Linked DNA regions of Homo sapiens: all the other regions are linked to region 1. Evidence: chromatin contacts called from ENCODE Hi-C or POLR2A ChIA-PET data. All regions are on one chromosome and are shown on one strand. Each heading gives the region's core, a stretch centred on a gene start or an enhancer-like site at or near the end of the contact. The rest is flanking DNA. Distances are from core to core; before and after follow the strand shown. Region 1 overlaps KIAA1549. Region 2 overlaps ATP6V0A4 (ATPase H+ transporting V0 subunit a4). Region 3 holds the start of ATP6V0A4 (ATPase H+ transporting V0 subunit a4).

Region 1 (2,666 bases), core at 109-2,608:
AGCGTGAAGGGCAGTAGGTTCTTAACTCCAAACTGAGAGAGGACCATACAAAACTAGTAACCCCACAGTCAACCCACGGACAGGTTTTGCTTGGCCTACACACTCTTTTAATTGATAGCCATTATTTTAAACATCTGAAAATTTCATAGTAACACTCAGATTTCTGGGTTCTCTTGGCAGAGTCTGAAGCTCTGGCATGACCAGGCCCTCACGCAACACAGAAACCACCAACTGCCGTGAAGCAGCGACTGCCCTCGTGGGATGGGGTAGGTGCTCTTCTCTCCACGGCAGTCCCCACTGGCGACCTCCCTCTCTTGCACATGACACTCTTGGGCTTATGAGTCCATTTCTCCCAACTGCAACATCCCACTGGAGGTTCTACTAAATGAGATTTGTCACTGAGGAATCCTAATTGAGAATCTGGGGCCCCAAGGTGGCCTCTAGTTGATGATGTCACCTTGGAAGGAACCTGTGCTCCTTTCCTTGTGAGGTGGATAAAGGTCCACAGTCATGCCCTTCTCCAATTCTTGATTTTCTTGAGGAGCAGATGAGGAAGCCTGGTCGGCAGTGTACCACCAACCTAGAGCTCACGGGTGGAAAGAAGGGAGGGTGTGTCTGGAAGAACAGCCCACTGGTAAAAGGGTTTCTCCAGAAACAGAAGCGATGTTCCTGGCGGTGATTCCGGTGGCTGCGTATGTGACTCTACTGCAAGGAAGCAAGTAGTGTGGTGACACAAAAAACTGCAGGCACAAACTGAGATTCCACTGTGGGAAACGATCTCAGACATTTGAGCAGAGTCCCCAGCGGCTATAACCACTGCCAATCTCATTCTCAGTGGCCAGAATTTCAGAGAAGGCTAAACTTCTATACCGAGAGAGATGATCTGCAGATGGGAAGGACAGTCCCCTTGGATTCCCAATGGCCCCCGTGAATCCTGCCAGAAGGCCAGGAGCTCCTGGGCCAGGACACTTCCTCTTCCTGTCCTTCACCTTCTTGTTTTCTCCTCATTTTGCAGGCGAGACTATCAGAACTTGCAGGCCAAGAAGAGGATTTACTCAATTTCCTATATTCTACCATCTATATTTAGACTATAGATGTTTCACACATAGATGTGTTCAGATACAGTTTATCAGTCTTCAGAAATAAATGTACATCTTTTCACTGTTTACGGATTTTGGTGCCTATTTAGCAGTCCTTTGTGGGTGTTGCAAGAGGGTGACCAGACAGCCTGGTTGTCCAGGACAACCTCAGTTTATGCCTGTTGTCCCACGGTCATTATTAATAGAACACCCCCTTACACTTCCAAAAGTGTCTGGATTGGATGACAAATTACATCAAACTTTTTCTGTAAAGGGCCAGACAGTAAAGACTTTAGGTTTTATGAGTCATATAGTCTGTCACAACCACTCAACTCTGCCTTGCAGCAAAAACAGTCATTGATATCAAGCCAACAAATGGGTGCGGTTGTGTTGCAATAAAACTCTATTTAGGCCAGGTTTGGTGGCTCATGTCTATAATCCCAGAAATGTGGGAGGCCAAGGCAGGAGGATCGCTGAGCCCAGGAGTCTGAGACCAGCCTAGGCAACAAGGTGAAAGCCCATCTCTACTAAAAATACAAAAATTAGCCAGGCAAGGTGGCATGTGCCTGTAATCCCAGCTACTTGGGAGGCTTAGGTGGGAGGATCACCTGAGCTTGGGGAGGTTGAAGCTGCAGTGAGCCGTGATTGCACCACTGCACTCCAGCCTGGGCAACAGAGCTGGAGTGTCTCAAAAAAAAAAAGTTACTTACAAGAACAAGCAGCTGGCTGGATTTCTACCAAGGCCTGAATTATAATGGTCACCCTTATTACAAGGAACCAAGGAATATTTCTCTTGGCCTTAGGAGAACACACCGCTCAAGGAGAAGATATTTTTGAGGGGAAAGTGGAAAATTCAAGGTAATTCAAAAACACATAGTACTTCCCTAGTATAGGCTTGAAGATGAAAAAAAAAAACCCTGTACATGTACCACTGATTCTAAAATACAAGTTGAGGGAAAAAAAGATAAACTACCTAAGAAAAGATGAGTTCTGAGACAGGCATTATCTTTTAAAGTGTTTCAGAATTCAAAATCTGAGGAAGATTTTTATTTTGGGGCAATCTTTTAAAAAAGGAGCCACTGAAGGCAAGCAGCCTCTGGGGTGGTGTCTTCCAGGAAGAGGCTGCTCTGCACCCACAGGAGGAGGAATCCCTGCACTCTCTGCTAAGGAAAAAAGGAAGAAAACGATGCTGCAAAGCTACCGCAAAAGAAGGCTGATCTAGAGTCACTGAAGCAGGCAAATGAAGACAGCCAGGAGAAGACAGGTTCCTCCCCATACAAAACTCAATCATTTAAAAAAATCAAAGAGAGGGGGACTGAGAGGGTTCCCCACAAATTCCTTTGAGAGAGGAGCCCAGGTTGGCTGGAGAAGTGAAGGGACAAGAAGGGATGCTGCCCCTTCTATCTGTTTCACACCACAGCAAGTCTCCACTTGGCACAGTTTACAAAAGCTCCGGGTGACAACCCTGGGGAGCCCTCCCCAGATCAAGCCAAACCCCACAGATGCCCAAATACCCCCAGAACCCAACACAGCACAAGAGCACCACCTACTGTAAGAGCAGCCATGCACCACATTTAGAAAGTAACA
Region 2 (2,666 bases), core at 44-2,543, 110 kb before region 1:
ACGAGTGACTAAAAACAGCTGTCAAGCCCGTCTGTCCAGTGTCAGGGTAATGTGTTCGGCCATCTTGTACTATTTAGGGCAGGAGGGGGTCCCTCCTTCAATGGGGTGAATAACGGTGATCAGAACAAGCCCCCACTCTCCATCCTGCCCCTCGCCGTCCCCTGCTTGGTTTCCTGCCCACCACTCATCACTGCCTGAAATCTCATTAGTCACGGACATGCCTCCGTGTCCCTTTCTAGAATGTCTATCAAAGCAGGGTCTTGGCCTGCCAGTGTGTAAGCCCTAGATCCGTTCCTAGTACACAGGGAATGTCTAAGGAATGAATGGAGGGAGCGGTGAGAACTCAACGAGGACAGAGTGCTTAGCCATCTCGGACACACCGCAAGCGATCTACATATTTTGGCTCTTATTATAGATGCTTGGTTATTCATCTTTCTAGCTAGACTATAACCTCCATGAGGTAACAGGTGGTATCTACAGTCTAGCAGAGTGGAGCTGGGCATGGTGGCGCGTGCCTGTAGTCCTAGCCACTTGGGAGGCTGAGATGGGAGGATCACCTGAGCCCAGGAGTTTGAGGCTGTAGGGCAGTATGCCCATGCCTGTGAACAGCCCTGCACTCCAGCCTGGGTGTCATAGCGAGGTCCCCATCTTTAATAAGAAAAAAAAGACAAAATCCCCCCAAAACGATAGTCTAGCTGAGAGACTGGCACATTAATGCTCAGTATGGCCGGGTGTGATGTCTCACACCTGTAATGTCAGCACTTTGGGAGGTTGAGGCAGGCGAATCACCTGAGGTCAGGAGTTTAAGAGCAGCCCAGCCAACATGGTGAAACCCCGTCTCTACTAAAAATACAAAAATTTGCTGGACGTGGTAGGGCGCACCTGTAATCCCAGCTACTCGGGAGGCTGAGGCAGGAGAATCACTTGAACCCGGGAGGCAGAGGTTGCAGTGAGCCGAGACTGTGCCACTGCACAACAGCCTGGGCTACAGAGCGAGATTCTATTTTTTTTTTTTTTTTAAAAAAACCTCAATACGTACTCACAAAAGGTCAAAAAATGGTGAACAACTGTCAAACACTGAAAAGACAAAGGAATTTCTTTTATGTCCTCGAGTGGGGTTGATAACTGAAGACACAAAGATGAAGGAAGCAATCCTACCACCAAGTCACTTGAGTTCATGTGGCCCATGAGGCCAACACCCTCTGAGAGCCCAGCAGAGGGGCTGACTCATCGGACCCCTCCTGGCTCCACCTGCCACGCACCATGCCTTGCTCCAGTGCCCTCTTGATACGTGTGGCATCTGCCACCGGGAACCAGATCTCGGCGATGACACACTGCTGGGTGACGTCGATGTTGCACATGTTCAGGATGTGGTAGACAGCTTTCATCTTCTGCACCTTGATGAGCCAGGAGTGCCAGTTGGCAGCGGCTTCCTGCAGCAGGCGCTGGCGGTGAGACTCTGTTTGTGTTATGACCTATACAAAAAACAACACACAGGAAAACAGAGAACCTTCACAGAGCTGTTTGACAAGGTGCCAAAAATGGAGTGTCACAGGCCACAGCAGCTTCCTCTGCTCTGGCAGGCTCCTTTGACCTGTGGCTGTCACCTGGCCTTGAACTCTCCTGAGCAGTTTATCTCCCCCGCTAGAGGCTAAAACCCTTAGGCAGAGATTGTATCTTCCTTTTCTTCTAAATTCCTCATTGTCCTATTGTTATGGGTTGAATTGTCCACATAAAAGAGTCCTGAACTCTGATACCTGTGAATATGGCCTTTTTGGAAAGAGGGTCTTTGCAGATGGAATCAGGTTAAGAAGAGGTCATACTGGATTTGAATGGGCTCTAATCCCATATGACCACTGTCCTGATAAGAAACGTAGACACAGAGGCACACAGGGAAGAATACCACGTGACAACAGAGGCAGAGAAGTAGGCACTTGCAAGCCAAGGAATGCGGAGGACGGCCCGCAGCACCAGAGCTGGGGAGAGGCAAGGAGGGGGCTCCCTTCAGGTCTTCCGAGGGAGCACGGCCCTGCTGACGCCTTGATTTCAGACCTCTGGCCTCCAGAACCATGACAGAATAAATCTTTATTGTCTTATGCCACCCAGTTTGCTGTAATTTGTTACAGCAACCCTAAGAGATTACTACATCTACCACAACCCTTTACATACATAATCCCTCCAATAAATGACAAGTGAATGAATGAAGGAATGAATGGACAATTGGGCCCACACAGAATTTATTTAATGGAATCATTTTTATGTTTTGATGATACAACAAACAGGGTAATCTTTTTCAGCACACATGGCCTCTGTAAGAGACACACTGTAAGACAGACATGCTGGCTCTAAGATTAACGAGAGCCATGAGGCCACCGAAGCATCTCACAAGCCCAATACTACCTGTCACTTTGCAATATAATGCCCCCTGGCCTGGGGATTTCCAGGAGACAAGAGCACCTCAGCACAGAGGTGACTTTCAGAAACCTCAAAGAGCATAGCCCGAATTATATGCCTCAGCATCAGACAGTGTCTAAGATTCATCTTTGGCAGGGACTGAGCCAAAGGAGAAAGCTGCCCCTGCAGAAGCTGCTCAGCTGGGATCATCTGAAGCCCTCGACACAGCAGCAACCCGTCATACTAAATGTAAGCACACATCTAGCAGAATT
Region 3 (2,666 bases), core at 96-2,595, 67 kb before region 1:
GATGAGACCTTTTATATACATGTGGGTCTTCAATAAATGTTTTAGACGGAATGCAGAGCTCTAGTCAAGTTACTCCTCAGCTCAAAATCTCTACAGAACCTTCCCCTTTGCTTCCTGACTTTGTTTCAAATTCCTCTACCAGGCACGCAGAAGCTTAGCCCACAGCTCTCCTCTTGCCTCCCCACCTCACATGCCTTGGCTCACCTGCGCTTCTGGGTGCTGCTGGTACAGCCACCCTCTGACACTTCCTTACCTCTGGACCTTTGCTCATCTGTCCCTCTACCTATAATGCCATCTTCCCCTCTCCCCCTGTCAAAATTCTAGCCATCCTTCAAGGCCCAGGCCAAATGCCATTTTCTTTTTTTTTTTTTTTTTTTTTTTGGAGATGGAGTCTCCCTCTGTCGGCCAAGCTGGAATGCAGGGTCAGGAGCATCTCAGCTTACTGCAACCTCTGTCTTCCGGGTTCAAGCGATTTTCCTGCCTCAGCTTCCCAAGTGGCTGGGACTACAGGCATGCACCACCACACCTGGCTAATTTTTGTATTTTTATTAGAGATGGGGTTTCACCATTTTGGCCAGGCTGGTCTTGAACTCCTGACTTCAAGTGATCCACCTGCCTCAGCCTCCCAGAGTGCTGGGACTACAGGGTGAGCCCCCATGCCCAACCTCAAATGCCATTTTCTTCTTGAAGCATCCCATCAGCAGATGTGGCCTCCACTGTTGAAACCCACAGTGCTTTATCCTCCCAAGCCATTCCTCAAACACGGTTCTGGGGTTGAATGATGCGTGTTTGTAATTAACGCACTTCGACAGCAGGTATCTCCCAACTTCAGCATAGTGGGTGCTCAGTGAATATTGGCCCAAATGGAATTGAGCATCCATGCTACACCTGCAGATGGGAGAGGCAGCAAACTCATGTCCCAGGAACCAGCATGACACAGATCTCTCTTGTCCTCCCCTTGTTTCTCAATAAGGACAATATTTGCGCTCAGGGGAGAAGGGCACAGCTTGCCCCTCCCTTCCTTCCTCAGCCAACGGTTTGGCTTCCCTTCTAGAGAGGTGAGAGAAGGTGTGACAGGCCAAGTTTCCTTTGCTCCACCCCATGGTGTTTCCCCCAAACACCCAGCATAAGTTCACCTCTGGCAGAGTTGCTTTCCAGCTCCTGCAGGTGGGAGTCGACTCACCTGCAGCAGGCACTCGGCACAACTCCGCAGGACCGGCTCACCTGCACCGGGCACTCAGCACAGCCTCCAGCATGCAGCGCCTCCCCGCTGCCACCCGGGCCACCCTGATCCTCAGCCTGGCCTTTGCCTCCCTCCACTCGGCTTGCTCGGCAGGTAGCGTTATGAGCTTTATTCATGGCCAGGCTGGGAAGGGGGAGGGAAGGAGGGAAGAGAGGTGGGAGGGAAAGAAGGAGGAGGGGGAAGATTCTTTGGCCAGGGTTGGTCCTGCGCAAAGGAAGGAGGAAACAGAACTTTCTCATCTGAAGGATTAGGCAGGGGGTGGGAGGTGGGGCTGGGGCAGGGGGGGTCTTAGGTTGGCCTGAGACGGAGATCAGATACTCAATTCCTCAGCTAAGGCAGGAGCAGCCACCTCTCTTGGCCTTTGCCACAAAGAAAGGAAAAAGTTATTTGCTGGAGTCTCACCCATCAGGGGACCAAAATGATATCTCTTGGTCCGCTGTGTCCTGAAGGCTCCTTCTCAGCCCCACTGGGCTGTCGTGCTTTGCAATCCTCCCTGTGCACATTTGTGTCTGACCTTCCCTTTCCTAAGTCCTCCATCCCTCCCTGCCCCTTGTACTTTCTCTGCGACTTTCACAAAACCTGACTGCCAGGAGGGCTGCCATTCACTGTCTCCCACCCTCCTGCCTCCCCGGGCACTGGAAATGCTGGGTTATCTCCCCATTTTCCTGTGGAGGCTGGAAGGCTGATCTACATCCCCTGCCTTGCCCTGCCAGGCCGGGTTCTGCAACTCACGGCAGAGGGACCTTGGTTACCATCTTCTGCTCCTGGCTTTGATCTTGTTCTCAGCCACCTCAGAACACCACCACACTCTCTATGCCCTGCAACACTCCTGCTCCCAAAACCAACCCTGCCCCCAAAGTCCTGTGTCTGCCCCTCTCATCCTCAGACTCTCTTCTGTAGCCACTGCCAGGGGTGTTGGTGTTGAGGTTCAAGACGTGCACTCTTGAGCCGCTGAGCCTGAACCCAGGTCCAGCTTCCATGACTCACTAGCTATGCGACCTCGAGCAAATGACTTTACCTCTCTATGCCAAGTTTCCTCCTTTATCTCATGGGGACAATCATAGTGCTTGTCAAGACGAATTGATGTAATTTCATGTAAAGAACTTAGAAATAGCCCATAGAACACACACAGTGAATGTCAGCAATTATGGTAAGCACATTCATTTTATTTTCCAACTTCACCCCTCCCCAAATAAGAGTGCTGAGTTTCTTTCTACTTACCCCGACAGTGCCTTGCTTATGATGGGAGCTCAGAATCAGAAGACAAGTTTAACTGCACTGAATCGTTGGGTCTTCCCAGCAGCTTTTCTTGTGGAATAGCCCCAAGTAGGGCCAGTCCCTCCCTCGCTTCTGGCTCTGCTTATAAGGGAGGAGGGCGATGTTTAAATTCTTAGGAATTTTCACCGGGGCTATTCCATTTGAA

The links. Hi-C counts contacts between places; a loop is a spot of excess contacts on that map. ChIA-PET counts read pairs that join two places held with the same protein, here RNA polymerase II (POLR2A). Pooled maps may share reads with other maps.
Region 2: a map of CD4-positive, alpha-beta memory T cell shows a loop between it and region 1 (8-fold over the local background). The contact joins two enhancer-like sites. A Hi-C loop is called at or near these places in 14 of 168 maps with a recorded cell type or tissue (CD4-positive, alpha-beta T cell, CD4-positive, alpha-beta memory T cell, CD8-positive, alpha-beta T cell and 8 more), 2 of 37 single-sample maps with no recorded cell type and 13 of 50 pooled maps. POLR2A ChIA-PET finds 5 or more read pairs at or near these places in 4 of 52 experiments (OCI-LY7, Panc1, WTC11 and 1 more).
Region 3: a loop to region 1 is called in a map of Calu3, with 5 times the contacts of the local background. The contact joins the promoter of ATP6V0A4 here to the enhancer-like site in region 1. A Hi-C loop is called at or near these places in 1 of 168 maps with a recorded cell type or tissue (Calu3) and 1 of 50 pooled maps. POLR2A ChIA-PET finds 5 or more read pairs at or near these places in 1 of 52 experiments (GM12878).

What each region holds. Positions count from the first base shown.
Region 1 is chr7:138,863,458-138,866,123 of GRCh38, forward strand. The region is part of intron 15 of KIAA1549; the gene reads right to left. Among named protein-coding and RNA genes, the nearest start is that of ATP6V0A4, 67 kb to the left of the region's middle. Within about 2 kb of position 1,359, at least 2 of the 41 ENCODE cell types and tissues checked have a DNase peak (open chromatin) inside an H3K27ac peak, as active enhancers do.
Region 2 is chr7:138,751,363-138,754,028 of GRCh38, forward strand. It overlaps ATP6V0A4 (ATPase H+ transporting V0 subunit a4), which reads right to left. Exons shown (of 22, transcript NM_020632.3): 11 at 1,263-1,475. Among named protein-coding and RNA genes, the nearest start is that of TMEM213, 45 kb to the right of the region's middle. Within about 2 kb of position 1,294, at least 8 of the 41 ENCODE cell types and tissues checked have a DNase peak (open chromatin) inside an H3K27ac peak, as active enhancers do.
Region 3 is chr7:138,796,851-138,799,516 of GRCh38, forward strand. ATP6V0A4 (ATPase H+ transporting V0 subunit a4) reads right to left here and starts at 1,346. Exons shown (of 22, transcript NM_020632.3): 1 at 1,184-1,346. It overlaps TMEM213 (transmembrane protein 213), which reads left to right and starts at 1,144. Exons shown (of 3, transcript NM_001085429.2): 1 at 1,144-1,336. The coding sequence starts at 1,255. RefSeq lists a silencer at 1,114-1,408.